3 separate regions of the Homo sapiens genome follow, and regions 1 and 2 are each linked to region 3. The links are chromatin contacts, found by Hi-C or POLR2A ChIA-PET in ENCODE. All regions are on one chromosome and are shown on one strand. The core of a region is the stretch at or near the end of the contact, and the rest is flanking DNA. Distances in the headings are between cores, read along the strand shown. Region 1 has its middle 21 kb from the start of LINC00523. Region 2 overlaps MEG3 (maternally expressed 3). Region 3 overlaps WDR25 (WD repeat domain 25).

Region 1 (4,064 bases), core at 939-3,438, 290 kb before region 3:
CTCCTGGACACGGGTTCAAATCCCTGGTCTGCAGCCACCTAGCCATGTGGCTTGGGACAACAGCAGTAGAATTCCTGGTAAACACCCACTGGTCCCAGGCTCTGAGCTGAGCTCTCACATGAACCAAGTCAGTTGTCAACAGCCTGGAAGGGGACCACCATTATCATCTCCTCTCTAAGTCACATTCTCCTCTGCAAGAGAAGAAGAGTGTGGCGCCCACTTTCTCATGTCACAAGAGAGACACTCGTCAGCACCTGGTGCACATTAGCCGCCTGTGGACACAAGCTCTTTCCTTTCCCACCACAAGGCCCTCCTGGAGCTGGCCGCCTCCTCTGCCTTGCTGGGGAGTTCCCTCAGCAGGAAGGAATGTGCAGGCCCAGCGATCTCTGGAAACACCCGGAGTCTGCAGAACGTGCTGGACGCGGTCAGCTGTGTGAGACCTTGGCCCCCAGGCCTCTGGATGCACTGGATTCCCTGGAACAGTTAGCAGGACACAGGGCAAAGGCCTTTCTCCTTCTGTCGGTAATCAAGACCATCTGAGGACCCACGGGGCGCTCACGTTCTACCTTCCCTGGCTTGGCTGAGGGTTGAGAGGGCCTCGGGAAGGGTGGAGGGAGGAGGGAGAATGGACATAGGCCCATCTTTCGGCCTAGATGGAGGAACCGTGTGCTGGCTGGGCAGGCTGCTGGCAGAGGTCAGGAGGGCTCTTCCCTGAGCCCTGCCATCCATGAACTGTGTAACTTTGATCCAGGCCTTGTCCCTCTGGGCCTCAGTTTCCCCAAGCTGGATGTGTCGTCCCCCTGCTTCATTCACAATTACCACCAGAAGGACCAACACCACCCTGCAAGACTCAATGGGGTGATGGATCAATCAGAAAAAAAAACAACAAAAAAAAACACAGATCGCCTAGGGCTTAATTAACAGGAGCATGGTATTCATAGCTGGGGAGGTGAGAGTCGGCTGCAGACTGTACCTAGGCACTAACACTCAGTTCTGGGAGAAAATGACAACTGATGCCTGTTCAGGAGAGGGCACTGCGGTGGGTCTTGCAAGGAACAGATAGGAGAAGCCCTGAGACTTGGTTTGGAGGAAAGAGGCCCAGAAGGTCATGACTGCCACCTCCAGATGCGCTGTGGCCCCGGAGCAGTACTAGAAAGCCCTTTCCTAGCTATGAGACCTCCTCCACAAAGGAATGCACGTTCAATGAGGTAGTGAGCTCTCTAGTCCCGGAGGTAAGCAAGTCTCTGGGTGGCATCTGGGACCTTGTGGATGCCCCAGCAGCCTGGCTGGGCTTACCCTGAGGGGCTAAAGGGAGTGGTTGGGCCCTTCGGCCCCGTGGTTCATGAAGCCTGTAGTGTTCCTCTTGGGGAAGGGGCCACTGATGTTTCCCAGCCATGGAAGTGCCTGGTAGACCTCACAGATGCTTTGATGGTCCAAACAGGTGCCTCTGAATGCCACATCTTTGGGCTCCAGGCTGAGAATGCAGGGGAGGGGACTTCTTGCCCCCTGTCCAGGCCTCAGATCCCTCCTGGCTTTCCTGCTCCAGCCCAGCAGCTCACCAGACCCAGCGTCACCAACATAGCGTGGCTCTTAAGACCTTGCCGGCCACCTCCCCACAGCATTCCTGCCTCCACCCTCCTCCAGATGCTGTGCTTTGCTGGCACAGGGCCCACTGTCCATGCTCCCTCTACCCACCCCCCTTCCCGAGGAGCCCGAGCTCTCCCAGCACCCTTCAAGCCACCCCTGGGTCCCTCGGCATGAGCCTTGCCCAGCCGCTGTTTCCTGGCCTGGGGGTATGGGTTTGCCCAGCTGTGGCTGCCACCTCCAGGACCCCATGGATGGGCAGGAGGATCCATCCACCCAGAAGGCTGCATCTCCCTCCTCAGGGCCACACAAGGAAGTTAGGGCGGAGCAGACCGGGGCCTCTCTGGCTGGGGCCCTGGGCCCCCAGCTCAGCGTCCCCTGCTCCCCTGGCCCCCACCCCTGCCCAGCTGCCGGGGGCCTAATCCAGGCCTGTGGGAAGAGGCCCTGGGTGGAGGCGGACGTGATAAGGAAGCCGCTGGGATGCCTGGATGCTGCAGATGTGGCTCTGGGCTCCTGCCTCAGGCGGATTTGACGAACTTGCTAAACTGCAATTCTCCATGGCTTAGGGGAGCTGGGCCCGGGCCAGCGCATGCATTATCCTCAGCAGCTGCGGGCTGTGGCGAGCCAAGGGGCGGAGGCCTGGCCAGGCAGAGGCTCCGAGGCCAGCCAGGCCTCCTAACCCTCCACCCTGGGACCCAGCGAGTTTGCGGGGGGCCATTCCCAGAGGTGCCGAAAGGGGCTCACAGATGCCAGTACCATGAAGGCCCAACTAACAAAGGATTTCCAACCAGAAAATATATTTCCCAGGATTCTGTAGACCAGAGTGGGGTGAAAGACAGCTTTGTGCTAGAGGCATGCGGCCAATGAGTGGGTACTGGAAGTTGGACCCCGCTGTCTCCACTGGGGGCTGCACCCGCCGTGCTCTGGGCTGGGCCGCTTACAGGCACTTCCTCCAGGCTAGGCATGACCTTGACATTGCCTGGAGTTTCCGGTTCTGGGGGAAGGAAGGGGCCTCTCAAACGGCCAGGCCAGGCAGAAGCACAGGCTTGGGCTTCTGTGTCAGGGAGGTGGGAGCTGTGCTGCTGCGCTCCCCGGGGCACCCAGCACCAGCAGCATGCCCGGTGGAAGGAGTATGGGCTTCACAACTTCCAAGCCCTCCGGGGCAGGTTCCAGGTGGACACCACAGCTGTCAGCCTGGGTTGCCCCCTGGCGTGAGGCTCACAGGTTCTGTGGATGTCATCAGACTGGCAGAGTTAGTGCTCCTCAAGAAATGGAGGCTGTCACCTCACCCAGTGGGGCGGCAAGAGCTCCAGGAAGCCACCATGTGGATAAGGGTGGGCGCAGAGCAGGCTTGAGGAGGGAGGCTGGGCTGGGTCTTCACCCTAGCGTCTGTTTTGACACTGGAGCCTCGAGCGGAATTCTGTACTCTAGACAATAAATTTCCACACACATAAGCAGAGAGCAGCGTTTCTGCTTCCAGCTGCCTCGTCTCCTAGAATAGCTCTTTTTTTTTTTTTTAAGAGGGAGTTTCACTCTTGTTGCCCAGGCTGAAGTGCAGTGGCGCGATCTTGGCTTACCTCAACCTCCACCTCCTGGGTTCAAGCGATTCTCCTGCCTCAGCCTCCCGAGTAGCTGGGATTACAGGCACCTGCCCCCATGCCCAGCTACTTTTGTATTTTTAGTAGAGACAGGGTTTCTCCATGTTAGTCAGGCTGGTCTCCGACTCCCGACCTCAGGTGATCCACCCGCCTCAGCCTCCCAAAGTGCTGGGATTACAGGCATGAGCCACCGCACCCAGCCAAATAGCTGTCTTTTAATTACACAGAAAGATCACCAGGAAAAAAGGGAAGAAAACAAGCCAGAGTCACTAGAAACTCATCTCCATGCCTAGAACCTCACAACAAAGTAGCTGAGAGGCCAGGCAGGTCCAGGCGGGCGCTCCAGCCAGGCAGGAGCTTGAGGGGCGGGGTGTGGGGGCCACAGTCACGGTACCTCCACCCGCAGGGTGGGTTGATAGATTGTGGGGACTGTGAGCACCTTCCTTCCATATGGCTGAGCACCCATATGGGACTTGGCACTGGGAACAGCAAGCCAGCAGCTCCAGCACCCTGTAAAGTCCAGGGGAGGGGGGCACATTTGAACCCATTAATCACACAAATTTTGCATCGCAGTGTGAGATGCAGGTGAGTGCTGCAGGCCTGGAGTAGGGGAGTGTCTCCGTCAGAGAAACCATGGAAGGCTTCCCAGAGGAAGCAGCGCTGGAGCTTTGAGGAAAAGTGGGGAGTAACCAGGGAGCCTCTTCAGAGTCCAAGTCACTCTTCAGAATGACCCGGGCGCAAAAGACTACACCCAAAGAAAAGCTGGCTGCGTTCCCAGCCAGCTGAACTGCGGGCCGCCTGCCTCCTCATCTGCGTTCCTGCCTCCCCACCTTTGTTTAGGCCATTCCCCCACCCAGAATGCCTTTCCAGGACAGAGCTTCT
Region 2 (3,613 bases), core at 978-3,477, 450 kb before region 3:
GATGGGCAGCCAGTGCAGGCGGGTGATGATCACTTTTCCAGAAGTTGTCATCCTGTTGGCTTTTTCAGGAAGTTCTCAGCCGACTGGGCCACCGTGCCAACAGAGGCGCTGGCGAGGGTCTCAGGACCCAAAAGGCACAAGGTGAGCCACGGGGGTTGGGGGAACGAACATCTCCTGGTTCTGAAGCCACAAGTCCAGTCTCATTAAACAAGAGTCACTCTACAGACCAAAAAGGTGTTCCAGACCAGACCAGCAGCCTGCCTGTTTGGAATAATGCCCCATAAAACACGATCCCTGCATCCCAGCTCATGGGGCAGCCCCTTGGAACCTTCTTTGGGCAAGAGCTCTGACCCACACTAATGACCGGTGACTGTGACCCCCCCCGACCACACAGGTCACACAGGAGCTGGCAACTGGCAGGGGCTTCACCTCCAGGGCCTGCTGCCGGCTCACCGTGCAACCTCGGGCAAGGCTCCGGGCCTCTGGGATCGCTGGTTTCCCCACCTCTAAAGCAGAGGGGGCAGCGGACCAGTGACCCCCAAAGTCCCAACAACTCCAAAGACCCAGCAAACAAACGACAGATGACCTCCAGGGAGGCCTGAAGAAACCCCGAGCCACTCGGACGACCATGGGCCTGCACTCGCCCATTTCGTAGACGGGAAAACTGAGGCCTAAGGGGCTGGAGACAGGGGCCAAGGTCACACCCATAGTCAGGGCTGAGCACAGGCTCTAACCAGGTCTCTGGAAGACTGCTGACCTCTCTGAGGCTCAGAAGCCAGCAGCAGCAAAGTCAGTGACCAGCCAAGACTGAGACCTGTGCCCCCCTCCTGTCACGGCAGGGACTTTGTCCCTGGTGCCTCTGGAGTGGCCCTACCCTTACGGCAGTCTGGGGCAGTGGTGGTGCAAACAGCTTCGCTCTAACCTGAAGCGTCCCCTCTCTCGCAGCTGCCCACCATCCCTGCGGGCCACCATGACCCCCTCCTCTCCTGGCTAACTGTGAAACAACAGCCCTGTGGATTTCTGAGCCCCCTACCGCCAACTTCCTGAGTAGGGAATCACTCTATGTCCACTGCCAGGAAGGCCCAGAGAAAGGGCTGGGGTGGCAGAAGGAGCAGCCCAGCTGTGAGCGCGGAGGCCGGCGCAGACATGCGGTCAGCCTTTGGCCCCCGACTGTCCTCCTTCCCCAACTTTCCATCCTGGACCTCTCTCCCCGCAGCCCCATTCTGTCTCTTTGGCTATATTTCAGGCATCAGGCCCAGGTTGATCAAATTTTTGTTTACAGGCTCAATCACTCTGATTCCCCTTTGCTAAGAAACTTTCAAAATCAAGCCCTAGAATCTAAGAGCGTGAGCATCCCAGGGTCGCGCGAACCCAGTGGCTGGTTAAGTGCGTCATTGTGCAGCCTTGGAGCTCCCGACACACACACAAGGGCAAGGGGCCCCACACAACCCCTGGGAGGGAACACACACACACTCCGTTTCAGGGGAAGGTAATTGACGTTTTCTTCTTTTCATCTGGAAAAAAAGGCACCTTCCATTGAAAGGGCGCATTCACAGAACCTGGGAAAACTCATCTGCGCTCAGCCCTCCCAATTATCCCCAGGTGGCTGTTCCCCACGGGGGGCTCCCCCACATTCCTCTCGGCCTGAGCCTTTGTTTCCATCTGAAACAGCCCTGGGAGCTCCCAGGCTAAGAGTCTCCTCCTTAAGCCCCTGCCAAAGACCCTATTCACTGCTCAGAGTCGAGGCAAGCCGAAGGTGGTGGGCAGCCTTCCTTTCTCCCAGGATAGGGGACTTAAGAACTCTCCATCTGGATTTATTTTTAAGCTCAAAGAAATTGGAGAGCAGTTAAGAAAGTCATGGCTACACCCTTCACCACCATCCTCTCCCTTAATGAACTCCTCTCTCACACACAGTCCCTCATGTTGGGAGGCCCACGGCGGCCCCAGTGACCCAGCACCTGCTCTGTACACGGGCCGCCCACGATCGCCAAGGGCTCAGGGGTGACGCGAGCTGAGAGGACAGACAGAGATATGTCCCAAGTCCTCATCACAGTTTATCCTGAGTAAAGTGACCAGTTTTCCATGGTGAGGATCAGGGCCCAGGCCCTGGCCTCAGGACCTGACTCAAACCCAGAAGGCCCTAGAATTCCAGACCTACGGGCCTCTCAGGCACCGCAGAGCTCGTCTTGGCAAAGATAAGGGGTCTCTCCATGTCTGCTGGATCCGGCTGGAGCTGGAACCCCTCTTCTGGCAGAGTGCCCTCCTGCTGCAGTGTCTGCAGGGCTCCTGGGACAGGAGGTGGGAGGGGAGGGTCTGCACGCCCTCATCAGCCCCGAGGGCCCCCCACACTCCCACCTTTCCTGGCTCTGAAACACTGACCCAATCCATGCCAAGGAGGCAAGCCTGTTCTGTGGCTCCCCTTTCCTTAGACTCCCCCAAGAACCTGTGGGCAGCCCAGGTGTGGGACTGCCCTGTCTGAATGGGGCTCCATACGAGACCCTCTCCTACCCCAGATTCATCCTTCCCCTTTCCAGACCAGGAACCCCACATCTGAGGCCTCGTTTCAAAAGGTACACCTCTTTTCTAGACTCTTCCATCTGCTCAAATCGGGGATGGGAGACGAAGCTAGACCTCCTTATTCCTCCTTTGGAAGAGGGGACAGGGCTCAGAGAAACAGCAGGGAGGGGGAACCAGTCCTTGGGACACTTCACAACTCATTAATTCCAGTCTCCTAAAAAGAAGCCACTCCCAGCGACCCAGGGCTTTTCCACTGCAGCTCACAATGCTGGCTTCCGCATTGTCCACTGCCCTTTAACCCTTTGGGACCTGAATCTGTCTCCCTCCACACCCCCTTCTGTAGGAAGCTCCCTTCCTCTTTGCAAGGAAAAATTCATTAGCAAGTTCATTAAAGATGGGTAGATTTTCCTTTTCATTCTTTTTGGAAGTCAGATTGCTCATAAAAAACACACTTAAGTTATTTTATGTAAATGAATGAATAAGAAACACATGCATCCTGTTGCCCTTAAGTCTTGCCAGGTTTTGACATTATTTGGAGAAATGTACTTGGAAATTCATTTGGGGTTTGAATCACAACTCAGGAGGCATGAGGTCAGGGGCCCTGAAAGCAGCAATGAGCAACTCGCAGGTGAGAGAATGTGGGGGCGAGTGAGCGAATGAGGGGTCATGTTCTTCCTTTCCACGAGCTCAGGCCTGAGCTACCCTCTTGGTTTCCTTTCCCAACCACCCAGGGCGGGCAGGTGCGAGAGGAGAGCCAGTTTCCAGACCAGACCGCCGTCTTTACCCTGACACTTGCACCCACCCAGAAGAGTCCCACTAGAGGCAGCCCCCTAGGAATCAGCACGATGACAAATGGCCAGAGACCCCTCACCGCCCTCCGCTGATGTGACAGGGTCCTCTGTGGCTCACTGCCTAGTCAGTCAGGGTCTCATCTCCACCCGCTATGGCTCAGGCATTGGCCAATCCATCAAAATAGAATTTTCCTGAAAATGATCATGTCTTTCAGCACTTACTAGTGGCCTTTCGGCAGTTCCCGAGAAGATCACCAGCAAGGCTGACGTAGTAAGTCACGTTTCAACTTCTTTCATTGAGAACG
Region 3 (3,608 bases), core at 1,092-3,591:
AGCAGTCCCACTTCTGGGAATCAATCCGAAAGAAATAATCCAACAGAAAAGGGTTTCATGCATGAAGATAACCACTTCAGCATTATCTATATAATAGCAAAAATTAGAAACCACCTAAGTGTCCAAGGGCGGCTAAGTAAATTACAGTTAATCAACTCGATAGAGCGTCATGGAACCAGTGAAAATTGACGGCCCTCCAAAGACGCAGAGGCGGCTGGTGGCACAGTGTGGCGCGGGCAGGGCTGGGAGAGAATGTTAAATGGAAAGACAGGCTGCAGAGCTGCACGCACACTCTGACAAACACAGCCCGTATGGACCAGAAATGGATGGGAGGGTGTTCAAAGGATAATGATAATTTCAGTGTATGGTCGAGTTGGTGGATTTTGCTTATGGTTTTGTAATGCTGCTGAGTCATCTCCACAAAGGGCCAAAGGAAGGGCAGAGGAGAAGGGGCAAGAGGGTGACAGAGGCTTGGACCCCTGGGATCACGTTTTCATCACACAGTTTGGAGAGCTAACCAAGCAGAAGAAGACAGAGACGTGGCTGGAAAAGAACCCACTCACTTATCCCAGAACTAGGATGTGCTGACGTTTTTACCAACACAATAGTGAGATTCCCCAAAATGTAATTACAGATGTAAAGAAAACTGTGGTCCTCAATTACACTGTCTAAAATGACTGAGGACCCCAAAGAGCTGTTGTTTTTTCGGATTATAGCTATGGGTACTTCGCGTATTAGAAGTGAAAACTGAGGACATTTTAAAATATTTATTAATTTATGTAAAAGTAACAGTAACAAACCCCCCACATGTTAACAGAAATAGCACATTCTTATAAAAATAACTCTATTTTCCAAGACCAAGAAAAATTAGTAAGAAGGCATTGTTTACATTTTTGCAGATCTCATTAATGTCTGGCTTAATACAAGACAGCTGGGTTCTCAAAGCTGCGTCTGTATTTAATCCACTGCAAAAGCACACGCCTCATAGCCTCTGGAAAACTCCATGTACACTCAGGAGAGAAGGAGAATGGAAAAGGCAAATAACTCCTAGGTATTATTATGAAAATAGTTTTGACCCCCTGAAAGGGTCTTGAGGCCCCCCAGGGATTTGGAGACCACACTAAAAACCAAAGCAATAAATTACAGCATTAAAAACTGCTACTGCAGTATGTGGAGGGAAAGAAGGGTTTAAATTAGATGTATAGTTGGAGCTCAACTATGTTGAATCTTTTTTTTTTTTTAAGGCTGGATGAAAATATACCAAAAAGTCTGCAGTCATTGCCTCTGGGTGGAGAGAAAATGGGCAATTTGTTTCTTCTTTATACCTTTCTGTTCTTTCCAGATTGCATTTCTTTTATGGTCAAAAACAACATTTCTTTTTTGAGGAAAGGTTGAGGAAGCTGTGGCGTACCCATGCCCTGCGGAATAAGCCGGATGGGAAGAAGGTCATTTTAAATCATGAATAGCCAGCGTCAGTGTGGGGGAGCATCACGAAGCTGGCTGCCGGGGACCGCGGCGCTGCTCCTTAATATGCCCATCGATCCCTGGCACCACGCACACATTCATCATGGTGGCGCAGGGCCTGCCTCGGACCCACTGACGAGAATTGAAACTGGCTCAAGCTAATCACTACTAGATGAAGGTCAAATATAGGTGACGATTTATCAGATCTCAGGGTGGGGGAGGACATGCCATGCTCTAGAGCCATGGACAATTACAAAGGGAAAGGGCCAGAGACTTGACAGCGAAAAATGTCAGGTTTTCTCTGTTAAAAAAAAATACATGAAATACCAAAACTCAACATCACACAACACCCTGGGGGGGAAGAGGGTAAAATATGATGAAAGGTCAATATTGTAAGTACGTAAATTGCCCAGATAAGAGAAACGCTAAGACTACAGGAGATGAATGGACAAGAATCAGGATAACAAATGCTTGTTTAGAATGAACGAAGTGCCGGCCCGTTCTAAAAGAGCTGTACGTAAATGAACTCACTTGGTTCTCAAACAAGACACCATTAAATTAGCAGACATTTTCAAAAGGTAATAATTCTGCCGCTGTGGAGGGTGAGAAGACGCAGCCACTTTTACGCATAAATGATGGTGTGTGTCAGACACTGAGCGCTACACAGCCCCCAAAAAGAGCGGCACAGATCTGCACACTGGTGGGAAAAGATGTGCCGGACAGTGAGAAAACCAAGCTGGAGGACAGGATGGAGAGTGCAGTCTGCACACTAAACACAGAGACCTTGACCCTCTTCCCCAGCTCAGATGCCGGAAGGCTGGCAGCAGGCCAAGAGCCCACCCAGAGAAGACACCTCCCTGAGAAGCTGACCAGGCTCAAGGAAATACATAAAAATAATCACAAGTGGGTTCCTATGATGAGCGCCAGCCTGCTGCCTCATAACCCTACATCCGGCCCGCTGCAAACAAAGTCCCTTTGCCCCCACACAAGGGCGTGTGCATGCACACACACACACACACACACACACACACACACACAGCTTTTGGTCAGGTCAGCTTTTTAGGTCCTCCCTCCCTAATTGGAATGAGCAGCAGGAAATCTCTAACATGGAACACAGACACCAAAACAAAAAAAGACCAAAGGAGATAAGAAAGAGACAAACATTTCAGAAAACAGGAAAACTTTCAAAGAACTCAAAGAGCTAAGAAAAGACCTTGTAAATATACAATAAAAAACAATATGCTATATTAAAAAAAGGAACATTCAGAAAATAAGAAACAGCTCTTGGAATGTAAAAACATGACAGAACACTTCCCTGAATATATATTATTCTTCAATTTGAAAGTTTATGACAGCAGAAATACAAATTCAAAAAAAGCATTGAAAGATAGATAAAGTGGAAGAAATTCCCCAGAAAAATAAAACAGAAAGGCCAAGAAATAAAGAGGAGAAACCGAGACGCTCAATCCAGGGACATCCAGGATGCCCAAGCAATCAGAGTTGCAAAGTCAACGACCTTCAGCAGCAGCAGCCCCAGAGGGTGCCGCTCATCTCTGTATGGCCCTCGTTCTATGGGGGGGCCGAGCTCCCCAGTGCCCCAATCCTGGCGAGGAAAGGCAGGCCTGGAACAGCCCCACAAGCCCTGGCAAAGCAGAGTTCTAGGGCCGCTTTGGTTGTAGGTTTCTAAAGCCCTTCTGGTCCTCCCTGCATTTCAGCCAGTATCACAGTATTCCACGTAGAAGATCAAGGTACGCTGTCCTCTGCCAAGTTCAGGAAACTTCAGGAAGCCTGCCAGAGGGGAGGCCAGGTGAAGGCAGGCTTCCAGCTATCCTGGGCTGACACAGTTGGTCTCACTCACATGTACCTTCTGACTGCCCCTCAGGGCTTCTGTCCCCCGGCTTGCTCCACTCCCCCCAGTATATGAGGGGTCCGCATGAGAGCTGTGTTCATCTGGGAGAATAGACAAAAGAAAACACCTGACAAGAAACAGCAGAAGCTAGAAGGAAACCTTAAAAGGTTGGAATGACTTACCTAACCCTTCTCTTAAGAGGAAATAATACTAACAATCTGGGGGAGAAATGACCACCCTATGATTTTAAATGCAGGCTACAAAAACAAAGTACCTACCATATGATTAAAACTAG

What was found. Hi-C counts contacts between places; a loop is a spot of excess contacts on that map. ChIA-PET counts read pairs that join two places held with the same protein, here RNA polymerase II (POLR2A). Pooled maps may share reads with other maps.
Region 1: POLR2A ChIA-PET joins it to region 3 with 11 read pairs in SK-N-SH. The contact joins two enhancer-like sites. POLR2A ChIA-PET finds 5 or more read pairs at or near these places in 2 of 52 experiments (BJ and SK-N-SH).
Region 2: a loop to region 3 is called in a map of IMR-90, with 2.6 times the contacts of the local background. The contact joins two enhancer-like sites. A Hi-C loop is called at or near these places in 1 of 168 maps with a recorded cell type or tissue (IMR-90) and 2 of 50 pooled maps.

The regions. Positions count from the first base shown.
Region 1 is chr14:100,676,240-100,680,303 of GRCh38, reverse strand. No RefSeq gene overlaps it. Among named protein-coding and RNA genes, the nearest start is that of LINC00523, 21 kb to the right of the region's middle. RefSeq lists an enhancer at 375-968. Within about 2 kb of position 2,188, at least 21 of the 41 ENCODE cell types and tissues checked have a DNase peak (open chromatin) inside an H3K27ac peak, as active enhancers do.
Region 2 is chr14:100,838,410-100,842,022 of GRCh38, reverse strand. The region is part of intron 8 of MEG3 (maternally expressed 3); the gene reads right to left. Among named protein-coding and RNA genes, the nearest start is that of MIR770, 12 kb to the left of the region's middle. RefSeq lists enhancers at 1,184-1,943, 1,944-2,705. Within about 2 kb of position 2,227, at least 2 of the 41 ENCODE cell types and tissues checked have a DNase peak (open chromatin) inside an H3K27ac peak, as active enhancers do.
Region 3 is chr14:100,389,286-100,392,893 of GRCh38, reverse strand. The region is part of intron 2 of WDR25 (WD repeat domain 25); the gene reads right to left. Among named protein-coding and RNA genes, the nearest start is that of WDR25, 15 kb to the right of the region's middle. Within about 2 kb of position 2,341, at least 13 of the 41 ENCODE cell types and tissues checked have a DNase peak (open chromatin) inside an H3K27ac peak, as active enhancers do.